Regions from separate parts of the Homo sapiens genome. Here regions 2, 3 and 4 are each linked to region 1. The links are chromatin contacts, found by Hi-C or POLR2A ChIA-PET in ENCODE. All regions are on one chromosome and are shown on one strand. The core of a region is the stretch at or near the end of the contact, and the rest is flanking DNA. Distances in the headings are between cores, read along the strand shown. Region 1 holds the start of KCTD13 (potassium channel tetramerization domain containing 13). Region 2 holds the start of ALDOA (aldolase, fructose-bisphosphate A). Region 3 holds the start of MAPK3 (mitogen-activated protein kinase 3). Region 4 holds the start of ZG16 (zymogen granule protein 16).

Region 1 (2,700 bases), core at 127-2,626:
CTGGGCTACAGGCGCACACCACCACGCCCGGCTAATTTTTGTATTTTTAGTAGAGACGGGGTTTCGCCATATTGGTCAGGCTGGTCTCGAACTCCTGACCTCAGGTGATCCACCGCCTCGGCCTCCCAAAGTGCTGGGATTAAAGGCGTGAGCCACCGCACCTGGCCGAATTCTTCACCTTTGATACTTGAAGGCAGATCTCCGCCTCTCAAATTTTTATTCTCCTGCTCTCACAGTCCTCGTTAACCCCTCCCTTAAGACTCTCCCACTCCCAAACTCCAAAACTTCAAAGTCTCACTTGGGCACGAAGGGTCCATACTTGAATGCAACACTCCAAGAAGGTAAGGTTCACCTGCCAAGGAGACCTGTCCACCCTCCACTCTGGTGTCCCTGGCAAACCCAAAGCAGCCTCCTTCTGCAATGTGTGTATACAGGTGGATTCCTAGAGTGTACAGGGACCTGTGTCAGGGGAACACAGAGGCAAACAAGATCTCCCAGCTCTCCTGGCTGGCTGTGAGCAGTTCTGAAGCAGAGAGGGAAACAAAAGGCTGGGCAGTCGGAAGAAACTGAGGAAGGCTGCCAGGAGTAGTACTGCAGGCAGCAGGGCTAGTTCCCAAGTCTTGAGCTGAGGGGTGAAGGGTGGGAGAGGTGGTCATGAGGATTATGAACTGACACGTTCAATCACTTACCACAGCGCCTGGCAGTTAGGGGTTCCGTAAGTGTTGGTTATTGCTGGGGGTAAAGGATTGGGGGAGGAGAAGAGAAATTATGAATGAGAAAGGGGAGGAGATGGGATGTGGGGGCTGGAGGGAGCTGAGAATGAGTTGACTGGACAGTAGCGGGCAGAGAGAAGGGGCATGAGGAGCCCCGGTGGTGAGAGACTGCGGGGAACGGGAGTTGGGGGTCTGGGGTGGGGGCACGGTAGGGGCGCCGCTCGTACCTCCGGCATCGGTCAGCACCTCCACGCGGCCGCTGAACATGGCTTTGAGCATGGTGTCCTGTCCCGTGAGGGTGCGCAGCGTGGTGTAGTGCAACGAGCCGCCCACGTTCAGCTTCACGTATTTGCTGTTCGGGGTCAGCGGCTTGAGACCGTAGGCGGCGGGGCCAGGCTCGAGACCCGAGGGCTTGGGGGCTTCCAGGGACGGGGCCGCGGCGGCAGCCGGGCCCGAGGCCTCCGCCGACATGCCGGGTAGCAGCGGCGGACGGCGATCCCAGGATCTCTCCGCGCCCTGCGGCCTGCTCCCGAAGACCCTCGGCCGGCCCCCAGCCCTTGGGCCAGACCGCTCGGCGCACACGCCCACTCACCGCAGCTACTCTGCAAGACCGGCCCTCCGCCCCATCTCGCTCGCACCACCCGGAAGCCGGCGCCGGGCAGCTGCGCAGGCGCGGCCCCGCCCCTGAATGGGGGCGGGGCTGCGAGTATGGAGCATGCGCAGTGGCCTCGCTGGGGGATCCCGTAGAGGTTTGGCGTGTGGCCTGCGGGTTCCCCGGGCGGGTCGACGTGCGCTCCTCTCTGGTCTCGAGTCACCAGGACCAGATCGAGGATGCGGCCGACCCCCTGCCCGATGTGGAAAGCGAAGTCTCCACCTCGTGATTGGGTCTCTGCTGTCAGAGAGCTTCACGAGCTTGAGGGGAAACAGACAGAGAGGTCTGGGCATTGGGCAGTTTCCCGCCTCCCAGCCCCGCGCACTGAACAGACTGTGACCAGAACTGCGAACAAAGCGCGGAGGGAAGCTCTTAAAGGAGGCCAAAGCGGCCGGGCGCTGTGGCTCACACCTGTAACCCCAGCCTGTAAGCCTAGCTACTCGGGAGGCCGAGGCAGAAGGAGCGCTTGAAGCCAGGAGTTGGAAGCTGCAGTAATCCGTGATCGGACCGTTGCACTCTAGCCTGGGCAACATAACGTCCTTTGAAAAAAAAAAAAAAAACAGAGGCCAAAACGGGTAGCAGTGGTGCCCGGGCACCAAGGATGGAAGGCCTCTCTGAGGAGGTGATGCCGAGCTGAAGCTGGGAAGCGGATGTGAGGGAAGAGTTCCAGGCAGAGGGAAGGCAAATGCAGAGATCCTCAGGCAGGAACACTGAACTGTTCTCCGTATTTGAGGAGCAGAGGGCGTGTCAGTGGTGGCCGCAGCAGCTGAGCAAAGGTCTTAGAATCCCAGCTAATGTCGTGGGACCTAGCACCCAATCCCAAAAGAAAGAAGAATAGATAGGAACCCACTGTTGACAAGAAGGTGCACTGAGAAGTGTTTTTATCTGACCCGATCTGCATCCAGTTTAGAAGCCGATACATCAGGGATTTAACAATCTGTCTTAATGTCTAGCAAGGGGGGTTGCTGGAGGGAAAACACAGAGTCAGAGTTCTATCTTCAGCCCTGCCAGCAGGTCCCTGGGAGATGCTAGACGAGTGACTTTTCTCTGGGCGTGGTTGGTGTAAGGGATGCACACGCAGGAGGAAGGTCGGAGTGTAAATGTGTGACCTGGGCCTGTTACTGGGTATAAATGGGCCTGTAGTGACCGGGAGCTCATGTTCTACCAAAGGGGTTGCCAATTTTCTGATTTCGAGTGTGGCGGTGTAAAAGAGAAAAGCAACTGCTGCCAGCTGGGAGCTGGTTTGCACCCTCACTCCAGAAGCCTTGATGTTGCTAGGAGCTGACCTGGCACCAACAGCACGGCCATGGTGGTGTCCTGTTGAGCAAAATAATT
Region 2 (2,700 bases), core at 4-2,503, 140 kb after region 1:
TGAGTGGGCAGGGGCTCCCTCCCCATCAATAGGGCCGACCCAAGTCTTCCTCCCCCTTCCCCCATGCCGGGCCCCACGATAGTGTGAATGTCAGGGGCTTCAGGTTTCCCTAAATATAGGTCCCTGCCAGAGGATCCGTGGCGGGAAAAGGGCAGGGGTCATTAGAGAAGATCGGGGACACATGTGGGGCGGGCAGGAGCTGCCTTATAACCAGCCCGGGAACCCCTAGCTCACTCGCTGCTGACCAGGCTCTGCCGGCTCCTTCGGCCTCGCCGCAGGTGGGCCCCTTGCAGGACCGGGCCGGGGTGGGGATGGGGTTGGGGTTGGGCCAACAGGGTCCAGATGGGGTCCAGGTGAGGAGGGGAGATTTGGACGATAGGAGCAGGGGGCTCAGCATCTGGGAGGCAGATCAGTTCGGGGACGGATTTTCTTTTGGAGAAGGAAGTCAGGCTCAAGGAAGACGTTTGGCAGGAACTGTGACCCCGCATGCCAGAGGCCGAGCAGCGGCCGGTGCATAGCCGCGCATTCTGGTTTTCTGTGGCGCAGAGGACTACCAGCCTGGCTGCGGCGGCCCGGCGGAGAGCGCGCACGCATGCGCGACCCAGCCCGGCCTGCCAGCCTGGAACTCGGATGGGGAGGTCTCGCCTCCGCGCGCCGCTAGTTCCGCCGCCTTCTCGCGCTCCCTGCGTGTCCTCTCGATGCCCTTTCCTCCGCCTCCCTTACGCCTGGGCCAGTGACAGGGTGTCGGCTCCGCGCCGATTCAGCCCGCGGGCGAGGCAGGCTAACGCACGACTGCGCGATGTGGCCCCTATGGTGACACGCGCTGCAGCCGCGAAGACCGGAAGCTGGGGCGGCCCCGGGCCGCGCGCGCTGGGCCTGGGAGGCGAAACTCAGCTTCCTTCGTTTCCGACTTTTCCATCCGCGTCCTCCACTTCCCCGTTCCGCCCTCCCCCATTGCCAACATTCTGGCTGAGTCACGGCGCCCCAGAGCGCGCCAGGCTGGGGGAAAGGAGCAGAAGGGAGGGCCCTAGCGACCCGCGGGATGTGGTCCGAGTCACGTCCGAGGGGGGTGGGGAGGGATCGTGTTCTCGGCGCCCGCCCCTTCCTAGCGCGGCCTCTGGGCTGCGCCTCTCGGGGGCGGCCCGTAGCCCAGTCCGTCGCCTGCCATTGGACGCCGCCCGCTCCTCGTAAAGGAAAAAGCTCGGCGGAGGGCGGAGTGGTGCCTTTAAAAGGCCGGGCGCCGCCTTCCGCCTGCCCGCCTCCTGCGCCGCCCCTTCCGAGGCTAAATCGGCTGCGTTCCTCTCGGAACGCGCCGCAGAAGGGGTCCTGGTGACGAGTCCCGCGTTCTCTCCTTGAATCCACTCGCCAGCCCGCCGCCCTCTGCCGCCGCACCCTGCACACCCGCCCCTCTCCTGTGCCAGGTGAGCGCCCCTCTTCACGTGCGGGGACCAGGGACCGTGGAGAGGGATCTTGGGGGCAGTGGCGGGTTGGGCGTCCGCGTGGAGGCCTCCCCCATCCCATGCCAGCGTCTCCCCACTACCAGGCACACACAGGCTCCCCGGCCCCTCCAGCCTGAGGTCCTCTAACTGCGCAATGCAGCGGCTGCGCGCGCTGAGTCATGGCGGGGGAGGAAGCCGGACGAGATGAAGGACCATTCTCCCCCTTTTCTTGCAGGGACCCCTGTGGCAAAGGATTAGGGCCCCTTAGCCCTGGCGGGGATCCTAAGAGGCAGTGAGGGGTGGGGGCCGGCCCATGTACAGCCCCAGGGTTCTCGCAAGTGGGAGCTTGGTTTCTGTCCTGGGAAACGGGGCGCCCTTCGCGAGGAGGGAAACCCCTCCGCGGTGCTTGATGCCCCCTTAACACTTTCCCTGTCTCTCCTTATCGGGCGACCTTGATTCTGAGCCCGGAACAGCTGCAGCCATGCGAAGCGACGGGAGCATTTTTCAGGGGAAGGCGCTTGCTCCTCCACGTTCTTGCCCCGTAGGAACAGTGACGATGGCAAAGCTTACCGCTTTCCTCGCCTCGGGCTAGGGCTTGTTCCGCCGCCCTTTCCTGGGCTTCTCCTTGCTCTCTTATATTTTTCCTAATGCCCCTTTCCTACCACCCGCCCCCTCCCTTGTGGGGAAAAGCCTGACCTTGGGATGTCCTTGAAGCCTTGGAGCCCGGGCCAGCCCTGGGATCTTGAGGGGATTGGAAGGAACACCCCAGTGGCAGTCAGAAGAGCTGGGTTCTAATCTCAGATCTGGCTCCGGGGTTGCTGTGTGGCTTGAAGCACAGACCTTTCCCATATCTGGGCCCTTTCCCACGAGGGTGTTGGGCCCTCTGCTTGATTCACGATCTTTACATTCTAAAATACTCCGGTTCGGTTTTGTTTTCAGGCAAGGTGACCCCATGGCAAGGCGCAAGCCAGAAGGGTCCAGCTTCAACATGACCCACCTGTCCATGGCTATGGCCTTTTCCTTTCCCCCAGTTGCCAGTGGGCAACTCCACCCTCAGCTGGGCAACACCCAGCACCAGACAGAGTTAGGAAAGGTACAGGGGCAGGCCTAGCAAAGGGAAGTTGGGCGTAAGAGAGAGCTGGGGACCAGAAGTGCCCCAGGGCCTGCTGGGTGTGGGGCAGGGGAGGTAGGGAACATTTCCCTGACCTCCAGGAGAGGGGCCCTGGTCATCGGGAGATGATGGGAAACCCTAGCTAACTAG
Region 3 (2,700 bases), core at 52-2,551, 200 kb after region 1:
GAGCGTGCGCTGGCAGTAGGTCTGATGTTCGAAGGGGCTGATCTTCTTGATGGCCACGCGAGTCTTGCGCACGTGGTCATAGGCCGAGCTGAGGGGACCGGAGAGAGGCTGCTGCTGTGGCCTTACAAAGGGGGAGTCCGGGCCTGGTGGCCCCACCCAGGCCTTGGCAGGGAGGGGAGAGAGCAGGAGCTGGCTCTGGTCAAATCATAAACAATGCTGGTTCCTTCCTGCTGTGGAGGCCTGGGATCTCCAGAGAGAAAGCTGGGGACCAGCCAGGCGGCCCTTCGGTGACTTTACAAACAGAGGAAGAGACTGACCGCTCACTGACTTCCCCTCTCCTCAATCCCCTTCCATTCTACTGGCCCTGAACCCTTCGCCCCCATTCCCAGGAAAGGCTCCTTAACCCAAGACAGGTCCGGGGGTGCAGATGCTGGGGACACACCATGGGGCAAATACTGGGAAGGTGGCAGCCAGGGGAGGGGCAGGAGAGAATGGACAGGGCAGGGGAGGGTCCCAGGGTGAGGGATCCGGGCAGCGGGGCTGTCCCAGAGGGATAGAGGCCCAGAGCACACGGTGGGGCCGGGGGCACTCACAGACCCCTCCCAAAACATGCAGGTGGCACTCCTGGCCGCCTCATCTCTCTCTGGGCCCCTGGGGTGGTGGGGCCAAAGCCCTGCCCCACCCTGATCTCGGCTCTTCTCCCCCAGGCTCCCTGGCACTGCCTCACAGGGGGAATCCAAGACACCCTTTCCCCCAAAACGGGCCCTCCACTGCCTCTTCACTAAGGATGTCGCCTCCCCGAGAGTACTCATCCTCTGGGCCTCGCCCCGTGTCACTAGGGTCCCCGCGGGCCCCCACATGCACTCGGATGCCCCTCCCATCATTACAGAAGGGTGGACTCAAAGCCTCCAAGCCTGCTCCCCTGAGGACGTAGGCAGCGCCCCCTCCCCCAGAAAGCACTCAGGGGCCCCCTCCCTGGGACGCTCCCGATCATCCCGAGTCTCCTGCCTCCTCGGGACGCTCCGCGTCTCCACGTCCCGGAAAGCGCTCGGCGCCTCCTCCTCCTCTCCCGCGAAGCCCCCTCCCCTGAGGGCACCCCCTCCCCCGGAACGCCCCCTCACCTGACCATGCCGTACGCGCCCTCGCCGATGTACTGCAACTGCGTGTAGCGCGGGCCCACGTCGAACGGCTGCCCCTTCACCATCTCCACCTCCCCCGGGACCCCCGGGCCGACCCCCTCGGTTCTACGGGGCTCCCCGCCCCCGCCCCCCTGAGCCGCCGCCGCCGCCATCTCCACTCCTCCCCTCCCACCGCCCTCCTCCCCACGGCGGCCCCGCCCGAGGCCCCGCCCCTTCCCGCCTGCCTGTCACCCGCAGGGCCGCGCGCGCCAGGCCCCGCCCTTGCCCCGGCCCCGCGTGGGCCTGGAGCTGTCACGTGACCCGCCCCGCGCGCGCCCGCCCTTCTTGCCCCAGGTTCGGGGGCCATGGGTCCCTGCGGGCTCCGCGGCCTCCAGGTCACCGGGAGGTTCGGCAGCGCCGCCTCGGAGACTGTCCTCACCCTCCCCTCGATGGCGAAGCGGCCAGGGCGTGACCTACCAGAGCCACCCAGCCAATGTATGCGGCAGCCCACCAGAACCTGGGCCCGGGATCACCCTAGGTTAAAAATAATGTTCTAATAAATGGATCAAATTTTACAGATGGAGAATCTGAGAGTTAGGTTTACTAACTTGGGTAAGGTCACTAGTAGTGACAGCTGAGACTCAAAATGGTGTCTTCTGACACAGAGACTCTTTCTAATTCCATGCCTCTCAGAGTCCTAGACTGTTTTTATTTTATTATAGAGACAGGGTCTCTCTCTGTCGTCCAGGCTGGAGTGTAGTGGTGCAATAATTGCTCACTGCAGCCTCAACCTCCCTGGGGTCAAGTGATCCTCCCACCTCAGCCTCCCAAAGAGCTGGGACTACGAGTGCGCGCCACCACGCCCTGCTAATTAAAAAAAAAAATTGGGGGGCTGGGCACGGTGGCTCACGCCTGTAATCCCAGCACTTTGGGAGGCCGAGGTGGGCAGATCACCTGAGTTTGAGACCAGCCTGACCAACATGGTGAAACCCCGTCTCTACTAAAAATACAAAAATTAGCTGGGCATGGTGGCACGTGCCTGTAATCCAAGCTACTTGGGAGACTGAGGCAGGAGAATCGCTTGAACCCGAGAGGAGGAGGTTGCAGTGAGCTGAGATTGCACCACTTCACTCCAGCCTGGGCGACAGAGCAACACTCCGTCTCAAAAACAAAAAACAAAAAGAAGAAGAGAAAAAGTAGGGTTGCAGAAGGTAGGGACTGAAGAAAGGCATGAAGGAGAAGGATCGGGGTGAGCTGAGGCATAAAGGCAGAAGCATAACTTGTCCAGCATGGCTGCAGTAAAAAAATGATGAGGTTTCAGCCTGGAGAGGTAGGTTGGGGCCAGATTAGGAAGGCTCTGGATTCTGGCAAGGAGTTTGGATGTTACTCAGTAAGCAGTAAAAACCCTAGAGGGACTTTTGCCAGATCATTTTGCAACTGCGGGAGAATATAGTGACTCAGAGAAAACACTATGGAGTTCAGCATGGAGCCAGGTTTGCTGAGTGGGAGTGAGTTTCCCAGCATAGGAAAGGCTGGTGTATCAGAGCTGCAAGCTGCCACCTCCTGCTGCTGGAAGCTCAGT
Region 4 (2,700 bases), core at 89-2,588, 150 kb before region 1:
TTTTTGAGACTTGATGTTTCGATCATGGCTCACTGCAACTTTGACCTCCTCAGCTCAAGTGATCCTCTTGCCTCAGCCTCCTGACTAGCTGGGATCACAGGTGTGCACCACCATGCCTGGCTAATTGTTTTATTTTTTGTAGAGACGAGATCTCCCTATGTTGCCCATGTTGGTCCTGAACTCCTGAGCTTAAGCAGTCCTCCTGCTTTGACCTCTCAAAGTGCCGGGATTACAGGCATGAGCCACTGCACCCAGTCTTGCTATACGATTCTTTTGTTTTTTTTTTTTTTTTTTTTGAGATGGAGTCTCACTCTGTCGCCCAGGCTAGAGTGCAGTGGAGTGATCTCAGCTCACTGCAACCTCTGCCCCTCAGGTTCAAGTGATTCTCCTGCCTCAGTCTCCTGACTAGCTGGGATCACAGGCACCTGCCATCACACCCAGCTACTTTTTGTATTTTTAGTACAGATGGGGTTTCGCCATGTTGGCCAAGCTGGTCTCAAACTCCTGACCTCAGGTGATCCAGCTGCCTCAGCTTCCCAAAGTGTTGGATTATGGGTGTGAGCCACTGGGCCCAGCCACTGTACAATTCTTTAAACTTTTATATGTGTTTGGATTTTTCATAATATTAGAAAAGGGAAAGAAAAAAATGTCTGGCAAATAGTCAGCACTCGTAAGTATAAGATTTTGGGAATATATTCCCTTCTGGGAGAATCCACATTTCGAATGCCTGGGAAGGGCTCTGTTTGTCCTGACAGATGGCAGATTTCAGGTGAGAGCACCTACTAAGCCTAGAGGTGATAAGCTACTTTGCCCACCTAGAGCTGCTGGTGGTGACCTTAAGTTTACTATGTTTCTCCTGGTATACGGCACTTGGCCCAGAGTGGACTCCAGCTTGCCACCTGTCACCCAGGCTGGAGTGCAGTGGCGTGATCTTGTCTCACTGCAGCCTCAACGTCCTGGGCTCAGGCGATCTTCCCTACCTCCCTCCTGATTAGTTGAGGCTACAGGTGCTCGTCACCATGCCCGGCTAATTTTTGTTTTTGTTTTTTGTTTTGGTAGAGATGGGGTCTCACACTCTTGCCCAGGCTGAGCTAGAACTCCTGGCCTCAAGCGATCTGCCTCTGCCTCCCAAAGCATTGTAATGACAGGTGTGAGTCACCATGCCCAGCCAGGAACTCAGAGAATCTTACCCTATGCTGTAGTATCTGTTGACTATGGGGTAGAGGCAGGATAAGGTGTTCCAGACCCTGCCTGACACCTGATCCGAAGAGGTTGCTCATGTTTGCTCAGGAGGTGAGGTTCACACAATAAAGGGCAGGAGGAGGGCTTGGACCTGGTATAAAACATCTGGAAGTTTCCAGGGGGCTGCTTTGCATCTGAAACTGTCAGGTGAGGGGTGACAGAGATGCCTGAATCTGAGTTGGGGGGGAATTCAAATCTGAGCTGGCGAAGAGGATGCCTGGAAGGAATGGCAGGAAAGACTTGAGTTAATTGGCGCTTCTGGGTCTGCAGTAATCTTAGGTGCAAAGCTGTCTAGGTCTCTGCTGAAGGACTGGGGACACCTGGGATGTTCAGGAGAATAGAAATGGCCAGATGTGTGTTAGTGGAGAAAAGAATAGTGACACATAGACCAGGCACCTGGGGTCTAATATCTTGAGCTGGTCCCGACTCCTTCTGCAACTTCTCTGTCTGTCCTAGTTCCACCAGCACTGCTTGGATACTGGTGCTGGCACAGTTCCTTCTGTCACCAACTTTGCTCCCCAGGTAACATAGAGGCAACTCTAAAATGCTTCTTTCCTTGAGACCAGGTGGATGCCAGGGATTTAAACCATGCTCCAGGTGCCCCATAATCCAGGCCAATTCACCACAGATGATGAGGCTTTCTTTGCTCAGCCTCTGGGCTCAGTAAACTCAGCCATCTCTTTGCTTGGGAGAGGTCCTCTACTCCCTCCTTAGAAAACTCGTTTCCTGGCTATGGCCATACCAACCCAAATGTACCTGGGCTTGGCTGACTTCAGAAAACTTTTCTGCTTTGTGCCAGGATGGAATAAGGCTTAATCCAGATAGTTAGAGTTCATCTTCAGGCCTGAGAGAAAAAGAGGAGGGCTTGGCTACAGCCAGACCAGGGAGAGCTGGAGGGGTCAGGGACATTGAAGGTAGCATCAGAGAGGAACAGGACTACAGGCTATGGACAGTCCTTTCTAAGCTCAAGACTGGGTCTGCTAGGTCTAAGTTGAAGGACGAAGAAGGCTTGGTCTGAGCTGCAGGTCAGGAGTGCCTGGGTCAATCAAGTCAACAAGGAAGAAGGTGAATCTTCATTTGCTCTTTTCTTCCCACTCCAGCCCCAGAATGTTGACAGTCGCTCTCCTAGCCCTTCTCTGTGCCTCAGCCTCTGGCAATGCCAGTAAGTGAGATACCAGGAGCCTGGTATTGGGGACTTGGGAAGGCAGCCTTGGGCACTGCTGTTGGCCAAGGCTTTTGGAGGTTGGCTTGGGGTGGGGAGCTGAGTTGTCGGAGGAACAGGGGTGATGCAGAGAAACTGAACTCCTGGAAGATTTCTCCCTCCAACTCCTGCTTGCCCCTCCAGTTCAGGCCAGGTCTTCCTCCTATAGTGGAGAGTATGGAGGTGGTGGTGGAAAGCGATTCTCTCATTCTGGCAACCAGTTGGACGGCCCCATCACCGCCCTCCGGGTCCGAGTC

What was found. Hi-C counts contacts between places; a loop is a spot of excess contacts on that map. ChIA-PET counts read pairs that join two places held with the same protein, here RNA polymerase II (POLR2A). Pooled maps may share reads with other maps.
Region 2: a pooled map shows a loop between it and region 1 (9-fold over the local background). The contact joins the promoter of ALDOA here to the promoter of KCTD13 in region 1. A Hi-C loop is called at or near these places in 4 of 37 single-sample maps with no recorded cell type and 10 of 50 pooled maps. POLR2A ChIA-PET finds 5 or more read pairs at or near these places in 10 of 52 experiments (GM12878, H1, HepG2 and 7 more).
Region 3: a pooled map shows a loop between it and region 1 (7-fold over the local background). The contact joins the promoter of MAPK3 here to the promoter of KCTD13 in region 1. A Hi-C loop is called at or near these places in 6 of 50 pooled maps. POLR2A ChIA-PET finds 5 or more read pairs at or near these places in 3 of 52 experiments (Panc1, activated CD4-positive, alpha-beta T cell and activated naive CD4-positive, alpha-beta T cell).
Region 4: POLR2A ChIA-PET joins it to region 1 with 15 read pairs in A673. The contact joins the promoter of ZG16 here to the promoter of KCTD13 in region 1. A Hi-C loop is called at or near these places in 2 of 50 pooled maps. POLR2A ChIA-PET finds 5 or more read pairs at or near these places in 4 of 52 experiments (A673, HEK293, activated B cell and 1 more).

What each region holds. Positions count from the first base shown.
Region 1 is chr16:29,924,850-29,927,549 of GRCh38, forward strand. It overlaps KCTD13 (potassium channel tetramerization domain containing 13), which reads right to left and starts at 1,377. Exons shown (of 6, transcript NM_178863.5): 1 at 941-1,377. The coding sequence starts at 1,184. It overlaps KCTD13-DT (KCTD13 divergent transcript), which reads left to right and starts at 1,374. Exons shown (of 3, transcript XR_001752362.2): 1 at 1,374-2,700. RefSeq lists a silencer at 1,043-1,282.
Region 2 is chr16:30,064,507-30,067,206 of GRCh38, forward strand. ALDOA (aldolase, fructose-bisphosphate A) reads left to right here and starts at 1,254. Exons shown (of 10, transcript NM_001243177.4): 1 at 1,254-1,421; 2 at 2,379-2,532. The coding sequence starts at 2,392. The region is part of intron 6 of LOC112694756 (uncharaterized LOC112694756); the gene reads left to right. RefSeq lists an enhancer at 305-1,085 and silencers at 1,082-1,351, 1,392-1,571.
Region 3 is chr16:30,121,919-30,124,618 of GRCh38, forward strand. It overlaps MAPK3 (mitogen-activated protein kinase 3), which reads right to left and starts at 1,302. Exons shown (of 9, transcript NM_002746.3): 1 at 1,122-1,302; 2 at 1-88. The coding sequence starts at 1,291. RefSeq lists a silencer at 1,294-1,663.
Region 4 is chr16:29,776,918-29,779,617 of GRCh38, forward strand. ZG16 (zymogen granule protein 16) reads left to right here and starts at 1,339. Exons shown (of 4, transcript NM_152338.4): 1 at 1,339-1,389; 2 at 2,343-2,404; 3 at 2,588-2,700. The coding sequence starts at 2,350.